Regions from separate parts of the Homo sapiens genome. Here region 2 is linked to region 1. Evidence: read pairs that join two places in POLR2A ChIA-PET (ENCODE). Cell type or tissue: MCF 10A. All regions are shown on one strand. Links, peaks and the distances in the headings refer to the core of each region. The heading gives the core; the rest is flanking DNA. Region 1 has its middle 12 kb from the start of SLC30A1. Region 2 overlaps NEK2-DT (NEK2 divergent transcript).

The links. ChIA-PET counts read pairs that join two places held together with the same protein. Peaks named below come from ENCODE experiments on the same cell type or tissue, not always from the same donor. Only the 100,000 strongest peaks of a DNase experiment are listed, where the experiment ranks them.
Region 2: POLR2A ChIA-PET joins it to region 1 with 5 read pairs; 4 of 35 experiments call an interaction of 5 or more read pairs at or near these places.

Annotation. Positions count from the first base shown.
Region 1 is chr1:211,588,477-211,592,869 of GRCh38, forward strand. No RefSeq gene overlaps it. Among named protein-coding and RNA genes, the nearest start is that of SLC30A1, 12 kb to the left of the region's middle. In MCF 10A, for the core only: no CTCF peak of the experiment used is centred there; DNase peaks (open chromatin) are centred at 1,855 and 3,895.
Region 2 is chr1:211,685,248-211,689,640 of GRCh38, forward strand. It overlaps NEK2-DT (NEK2 divergent transcript), which reads left to right. Exons shown (of 4, transcript NR_148994.1): 3 at 319-559; 4 at 1,223-2,212. Among named protein-coding and RNA genes, the nearest start is that of NEK2-DT, 12 kb to the left of the region's middle. In MCF 10A, for the core only: no CTCF peak of the experiment used is centred there; no DNase peak of the experiment used is centred there.

The DNA.
Region 1 (4,393 bases), core at 308-4,307:
CTGAGGCAGGAAAATCACTTAAACCTGGAAGGTGGAGGTTGCACTGAGCCGAAATTGTGACACTGCACTCCAGCCTGTGTGACAGAGTGAGATTCCGTCTCAAAAAAAAAAAAAAAAAGTTGAATAAATATTTATTGAAAGAATGCTTGAATAAATGAATGAGTAAATGAGTGAATGAATGAAAACCCTACCCCTACCACTTCTCTTGGTGCCACACACCCACAATAGCTTTTCCTGACTGTCGTATTCCATAAAGTATACTTTTCATTTGCTGCCCTGTAATGTATCCCTTTTGTGTGTCTCTCTCCCAGCTCCCCAAAGCTACTTGAGGACAGGGATCATTGCTTTTATCTTTCTGTATCCTCAGGGTCTAGCACATGGTAGTGACTCAAGTCTATGGCAACAATAATAATCTTATTGTCAAAAGTTGTCTACTAATTTGTTACTCATTCCATAGTTTCCTCAAGCCCTAGCGTGTGTTGTATCAAAGACAGCAGTTTGTTCCTCGCCTTTCCCATCTGCCAATGAGCCTTCTAGTTCCAGAAGATTTCACATATATATCGCAAATGAAAGGTGAGCTTGAACAGGTTAATCCTTCTGCTGGGTAGACTTGTGTTGAAATAATTAGGCTATAGGCCCATGCCTGGAGATCTTTTCCTTACACATATGGAGATGTTGGTTTTCCTGGTGTTTCTCACAGTGGAATTACTCTGTTATTTGTTTACTCATGAGCCTGTTTTCTTTGTGACCCAGGTAGCTCTTCATGTTGGTTGGTGAACCCCTGAACTACAGGGAGCCAGCTCTGCCTTGAGCTTCTCCTGTTGAACGACGGTTATTCTCATGGCTCAACGCAGGGCATTTTTCCCCATCTCCAGTCAAGAACGCAGGGTCTTGGGCCAGGCCTGGTGGCTCACACACATAATTTCAGCACTTTTAGAGGTCGAGGCGGGCATATTGCTTGAGCTCAGGAGTTGGAGACCAGCCTTGGCAACATGGTAAAACCCCCTGTGGTCCCAGCGGTCCCAGCAACTTGGGAGGCTGAGGTGGGAGGATCGCTTGAGCCAGGGAGGCAGAGGCTGCAGTGAGCTGAGATCATGCCACTGCACTTCATCCTGGGTGACAAAGCAAAACCCTGACTGAACAACAACAGCAAATGCTAAAGAACTCAGGGTCTGACCACCACTCAGTAATGTGATATCAGACTGGCCAAAAAAAACCCCAAACTTATTTGGACATATTCTCAAACTTAGAATAAGTTTCAAGAAACATCCCTTTTAGATTAAAGGAGGAAAAAGGGATAAGATAAACATATACCCTTTACCTACTTTTACCTATTGTTAGCATTTTACCCCATTTGCTTTAGCTATTTTTGCATTCTCTTTCTCTCTCTTTTGAACCATATGAGGGTAAGTTACATACATCATGATCCTTCACTTCTGAATACCTTAGTGTGCAATTCATAAAAGTAGGAATAGGCCAACTCTGGGCACATTGCCTGTGAGTTAGCCCTGTTCCACATGGAGTAGAGAAAAAAATAAAAATAAAAATAGGAATATTCTCTTACATAACCACAGTACATTTATCAGCCTCACAATTTTACATCGGTACTGCCTATATTCCAATGTTGTCAGTTGATCTAATGGTGTATTTTATAGAATTATCCTCTTCTCCCCACTCCTGTGCAGCACTGAGTCTAGGGTCAGGCTTACATCTAGTTGTCTTATCCCTTCTTATCCCTTTTACCTCCTTTAATCTGGAACATTTCCATAGCCTTTCTTTGTCTTTTTTTTGAGACAGAGTCTTGCTCTGTTGCTCAGGCTGGAGTGCAGTTGCACAATCCTGGCTCACCGCAACTTCCTCCTCCTGGGTTCCAGCGATCCTCAGCCTCCTGAGTAGCTGGGACTACAGTCATGTGCCACCACACCCGGCTAATTTTTGTATTTTTAGTAGAGATGGGGTTTCGCCATGTTGGCCAGGATGGTCATGAACTCCTGGCCTCAAGTGATCCATCCATCTGCCTCGGCCTCCCTCCCAAAGTGCTGGGATTACAGGTGTAAGCCCCTACCCCTGGCCCTTTGTCTCTTATGATGTTGATATTTTTTAAGAATACAGTGCCCCTCATCTTTTTTTTTTTTTAAATAGAACATTCCTATTTTGTTTGTTATGTATTCTTGGCTAGAATATTGCAAAAATTAACATTGTGTCCTTCTAAGGATATCATGCTGGAGGCACACAAGTTTCATCTGCCCCTTACTGGTAAATGTAAATTTGTATCACCCTGTCAAGGTGTTGCCCAGTTTCTCCACTGGGTAATTAATTTTTTTCTCCCTTCAACTAATAAGCAGTCTTTGGGGAGATACTTTTAAGACCATGCAAATAGCTTGTTCTTCAACATTTCCTCCTTTGATTTAGCATCTATTGATAATTCCTGCCTGATCCCATGTTTACTACAATGATTTCCAAAATGATGATGTTCTGGCTCCAGCAGTTCCTCCCCATTTCCTAGCCAACTCTCAATATTCTGCTGTAAGCAAGAGCCCTCCCTTCTCCCCATTTACTTATTTACCTATTATCAGTAAGGACTTACAAATGCCTATTTTTTTAGTGCTTTATAATTCATTACTGACTTAATTTTGGTGCTTAATTTGTCCCAGATTTTCCCAGTGGGAACTTCTTCAAGCTGGCTCTTAGGTTAGGTAGATATTTAATGGAGGTTTCTTGATTATGATTGGATGATAAAATACAAGATGTTAATAGTTATTCTATGCACTCTAGCATAATAGGTGAGCATGTAGTACAGTGGTTAAGGGTTTGGAATTTAGATAGATCTGAGTTCAATCCTGGCTTTCCTATTTACTGGCAATGTTTTGGGTAGATTACTTATGCTCTCTGTGCCTCAGTTTCCTCACGGCAGTGTGATAATATTAGAACCTACCTCATAGGGTTTTGTTTTGTTTTGTTTTTGAGACAGAGTTTCACTCTTGTTGTCTAGGCTGCAGTGCAATGGTGCAATCTTGGCTCACCGCAACCTCCACCTCCCGGGTTCAAGCGATTCTCCTGCCTCAGCCTCCCAAGTAGCTGGGATTACAGGCATGCACCATCGTGCCCGGCTAATTTTGTTTTTTTAGTAGAGATGGAGTTTCACCATGTTGGTCAGGCTGGTCTTGAACTCCTGACCTCAGGTGATCTACCTGCCTCGGCCTCCCAAAGTGCTGGCATTACAGGCATGAGCCACCACCATGAGCCCAGCCCCTCATAGGGTTTTTATAAGGATTAGGTGAGATAATTATGTAAACCGCTTCATAGAGTAACTGACAAATACAAACGTGATAGATGTGGGCAAGGGCCATATTTTATTTCCCCTTATTATAGCTTATGTATGGTATAGGTTGTCTCAATTGCTATTGCTGTTTCCTACAGCCACCATCGAAAGGTCTCCCCAAATTCATATCTACCTGCCCTTTTACAAAACTTTTTTTTTTTTTTTGTAGAGTTGGGGTGGGAGGGGTTTCTCTATGTTGCCCAGGCTGGTCTTGAACTCCTGGGCTCAAACAATCAGCCCAGTCAGGATTACAGGAGTGAGCCACCATGTCTGCCCTACAATTCATTTTAGTTAATTGAATTGTTGAATGTTGTAGGTCTCAAGGGACCCAGAGATAATCTAGCGTCACTGCTCTTTTGTTGGGATGTGGAGTATGACTTGAGAGGTTAAATGGTTTGTTTCAGGTCACCCAGGAAAGGTGAAAGAGCGAGGAGGGGTGCCCGATTTTCCCCTGCACACTTCGCATGCCATACCCTATCTCCACTGCCATCAAGAGCAATATTCATTTGGTTTCTTTTCCCAGTCAAGGGGTATTATTCAGAGCATCAGTGGGAAAGCGTCTCATTTTCTGCATGACTCATCCTCATTCCAAGATTAACATGCTCCACTTTCATTCTTTGCCTCCCACTCAGTTTCACATCCAGCCAGAGCCTTGAGAGCCTCCATGCCCACCCAATCTGCCTCCTGCTCCCACCCTGTTCTGCCTCTTCTCCGGTTCTGCTTTTACCTCCTTGCCCTACACTGTCCCACCACCCTCAGATTCCACCGACCACTTTGGTTGGACTCTGGTTTAAGAAAGGCATGTCTTCCTGAAATACCACTCTGATCTATGTTGAAAATAGCTTAAAGAAATATACTTAAGTTGCAGCAGATATACAGGGACAAGTGTTTGTCCATATACTTCTGACATTCCATTCAGGTCCAAGCATTATAGCAAAAAGCATGCATTTCTGGACATATCTATTTTATTTCAACCTCCTCTAAAAAAAAAACATTAGGGGTTCTTCTGATGTACTGGGATGTTGTTGAACAAAATAAATGTGCCATTGGCTAAGGCTTGTGGGATCTTTA
Region 2 (4,393 bases), core at 173-4,172, 97 kb after region 1:
CCCGTCTGTACTAAAAATACAAAAATTAGCCAGGTGTGGTGGTGGGCACCTGTAGTCCCAGCTACTCGGGAGGCTTAGGCAGGAGAATCGCTTGAACCCAGAGGGCAGAGGTTGCAGTGAGCCAAGATTGCACCACTGCACTCCAGCCTGGGCGACAGAGCGAGACTCCGTCTCAAACAACAACAACAACAACAAAGATGCAGGGGATTTTTAAAAAAACAACAGCAAAAACCCAATTTCCAGTTTAGGTTCTGTTGTGATAGCTGTGCTGTGAGGCCTGGCATCTAGCCTCTGACCAGACTTCACCATCCTTGCCAGATCCCGGAGAGCTTGTCCACTGCAACAGTGCAACACGCTAAGGGCTGTGTGGCGGCACAGGGGCTCTGAGCTCCTGACCTGAGTCATGGGGACCTGAAGGCTGACACCCAGCCCTATACCTACAAGCTGGGTGAGACCCCTGGCAGTTGCCTACACCCCTGCTGAGACCCAGTACCTCCCTGTAAAATGGGGGAAATAATGCCTGCCTCACAGGGTTTCGATGAAGGGTGAGTGAAATAAGGTATGTAGTGTCTGACGTGCTTAGATGCCCCAGACGCAATAGCTACTATGGTTTTTAGTATAATTATTTTGGGGGAGGAATGAAGTCATAGAGGAAACCTAACACCCCAAGCTTTCTGCTGACTGTTGAGGCACCGTAATGGGCATTTTACACAACCTCCAGCAGGGCCGCCCAGCCAGCGTTTCTGAGGGTGCACGCTTCCCCAGCTGGCCTGGCTCTGTCACGTGGCTTCTGCTCTGCCTGTCCCCATGTGGCATCCTGCCCCAGGAAGGTCCTCAAACCTGCATTTAGGGGCATTTGAGTGTATAGCTGTCCTGTCAGCCCAAGACAAGGGGAGCGAGGCCAAGGCATGAGCCTTCTCAGGGTGGTTTTCAGTACCCCCCCCAGCCAAGAAGCAGATGTGAGCTGCTCCCAAGTGCCCGCACTCTCCTGCTGCTGCTCCTGTCTTCTCTCTCCCTCTCTCTCTCTCTCTCTTCTTTCTCGTCCCCCTTCAGCTACCCATTTAGGGCAGAGAGGCAGTAGAGGGGCAGCTGAGGAGAGGACAGGCCTTGGTCCCTGGCTCTCGAGACCTAATTTCTTCCCCAGTACGCCACAAGTTCCAGAACTGGCCTCACTCAGATCTGAGACACGATGCAGAGACCTCTCTCTCCTCTTCTTTTTCAGGAAACATTTGGAAACCCCTTGGAGGAGATCTGCCACATGGCCTCCAGTGAACTGTAGACTCCTGCATAGCCTTCCAAAGTTCTTCATTTGGTGAATATTATGAGAAATGACACGTATGACTTTCTCCCAAATACGTGGCTTAAACCCAAAGTACAGTGAAATCAGAACTGACCACACAGAGTAATTGGGGCAAGGGAGTTATTTGTGACACAAAGCCCTCATCACTTTATAAAAGTACTTGCTACTGATTACATTGAAAACCAGTCTTCCTGAGTAAAACATGTTTTTTGTTTTGTATCGTTTTTGTTTTTGTTTTTTTGAGACAGAGTCTCACTCTTTGACCCAGGCTGGAGTGCAGTGGTGCGAACTTGGCTCTCCGCAACCTCTGCCTTCTGGGTTCAAGCGATTCTCTTGCCTCAGCCTCCTGAGTAGCTGGGATTACAGGTGCCCGTCACCACGCCAGGCTAATTTTTTTGTATTTTTAGTAGAGGCGAGGTTTTGCCATGTTGGCCAGGTTGATCTTGAACTCCTGACCTCAGATGATCCACATGCCTGGGCCTCCCAAAGTGCTGGGGTTAGAGGCATTAAGGGAGGAGACCACCCCTCATATTGTCTTATGCCCAATTTCTGCCTCCAAAGAAAGAAAAAGTAAAAACTGAAAGGCAGAAATGAAATCCACAAGCAGACAGCCCGGTGCCACACCCTGGGCAGATCGACCCCTGACCTAATCGGTTATGTTATCGATTACAGACATTGGATAGAAAAGCACTGTGAAAATCCCTATCCTGTTTTGTTCAGATCGAATTACCGGTGCATGCAGCCCCCAGACACGTACCCTCTGCTTGCTCAATCGATCACGACCCTCTCACACGCACCCCCTTAGAGTTGTGAGCCCTTAAAAGGGACAGGAATTGCTCACTCGGGGAGCTTGGCTCTTGAGACAGGAGTCTTGCCAATGCCCCCAGCCGAATAAACCCCTTCCTTCTTTAACTCGGAGTCTGAGGAGTTTTGTCTGCAGCTCATCCTGCTACATTTCTTGGTTCCCTGACCAGGAAGCGAGGTGACTGGCACATGGTCGAGGCAGCTGCTTAGGCAGCTTAAGCATGCCCTGTGAAACATCCCTGTGGGGGACTCCGACCAGCCCAGGCAACGCGGATCCTGAGAACGCTCCCGGGTAGGCATCTGCCCCTGTGGGATGCCTCACCAGAGCAGTGTGTGGCAGGCCCCCGTGGAGGACCAACACAGTGGCTGAACACCGGGAAGGAACAGGATCTTGGAGTCTGGACATCTAAAACTTGGTAAGACTAGTCTCGAGAACTTGCCCACTCCATTTGAGTGGAAGCGTGGCCTGATCACCCATGACATGCATTTATCAGCACTTTGGTTTTGGTTTTGGTTTTGGTTTTGACTTGGTTTGAATTGCTTGACAGGACAGGTATTGGAAACTTGCCCACTCCATTTGAGTGGACGCGTGGCCTGATCACCCATGGTGTGCCTGTACCGGCACTTCGGTTTTTGTTTTTGACTTGACTTGGATTCCTTGATACTTTGGTTTTGGTTTTGACCTGTCTTGGATTTCTGGACACTCTGATTTTGGTTTTGATTTTGGTTTGATGCAAACTGCAAAAGTGTGTGTGTGCCCTTTTTACCTGTTCTTTGTTTTGTGGTGTGCTTGTGGTGTGAGCATGGTGTTTTGTCTCAAGGAAGCATAGGTCAGGCACAAATAAGCCCACCCTACTAGGAACTACGGTGAAAAATTTCAAAAAAGAGTTTAAGGGAGACTATGGAGTACGGTGACACCAGGAAAACTTAAAACTTTCTGTAAGACAGACTGGCCAGCATTAGAGGTAGGTTGGCCATTAGAAGGGAGCCCGGACAGGTCCCTTGTTTCAAAGCTATGGCACAAGGTAACCTGTAAGCCAGGGAACCCAGACCAGTTCCCGTACATAGACACTTGGTTACAGCTGGTTTTAGACCCCCCGCCCCTAACACAGAGTGGTGGAGAGAACAGCAGAATAAGCGCCTGGCAGAGGCAAGGAAAGACCAACAGAGAGAGAGAAAGGAAAGAGACAGACAGGAAAAGAGGCAAAGAGAGAGAGGAAGAGACAGAGAGGAAGAGAAAAAAAAAGAGAGAGTCAAGGAGAGAGAGAGAGAGAAAGAGAGAGGCAGAGAGAGAGGAAGAGACAGGCAAAAGGAAAGTCAGAGAGAGACAAAGTCAAAGAGAGAAAGAAAGAAAGAGATATACAAGTAGTTAAGAAAAAAAAAGTGTACCCTATTCCTTTAAAAGCCAATGCAAATTTAAAACCTATAATTGATAATTGAAGATATTCTCCATAACCCTATAACACTCCAATACCACTTTGTTGTCAGTGTAAACAAGGGCATATCCCGAAAGCACTGAGGGCTTCCTATCAAAAATCCTTAACCCGGTAACCCGCAGATGGACCAAATGCATTCAATCTGTAGCAGCAACTGCTTTGCTAACAAAAAAAAAAAAGTAAAAAAAATAACTTTTAGAGGAAACCTCATTGTGAGCACACCTCACCAGTTCAGAAGTATCCTAAGGAAAAAAAAAGGGAAAAAAAGGGGGGGCAGAATTTATATAAAAAGAGTATTATATGGTAAATTCTTGTCCTGAAATAAATTAACTGGTTGTTTAAAGAAAGAAATATTTGTAATAAGTCAGAAAGTTGAGGCATGTCGAAGAATTGTCTGCAAAAGTCATGAAAGAGAAAAATGTTATAAAAAAGAATTTATGCAAATAATGTTGTATAATTTAAAAGTAACTAGGCCTCCTGAATGTAAAACTATTTTAAAAAAACAGTTTATGTGCAAGGTGTATCAGAAAAGTAAAATATACCTTTAGTAAAAGGATTATAAGGAGGCATAAGAATGCACATTTTTACCTACATTAAAAAGTTTTTAAAAAATTATTGTTTTGAAGATTTAAGCAAGTTTTAAAACGTTAATTGTAAAGAAAATTCTGTGTGTAAACATATTAGCTAAAGTTAAAGAAGTATCATCCAGTTTTTCTGTGAACTGGACATTAAAGTAAAAGCATAACAGGTTTTTCTTAAAGCACCAACCTGCTCTTTCACAAAAATTATAAAAGGTTAAAAAGAGTCTATAAAATCTTACCTTATGGTCAAACATTAAAAATTAGATAAATAT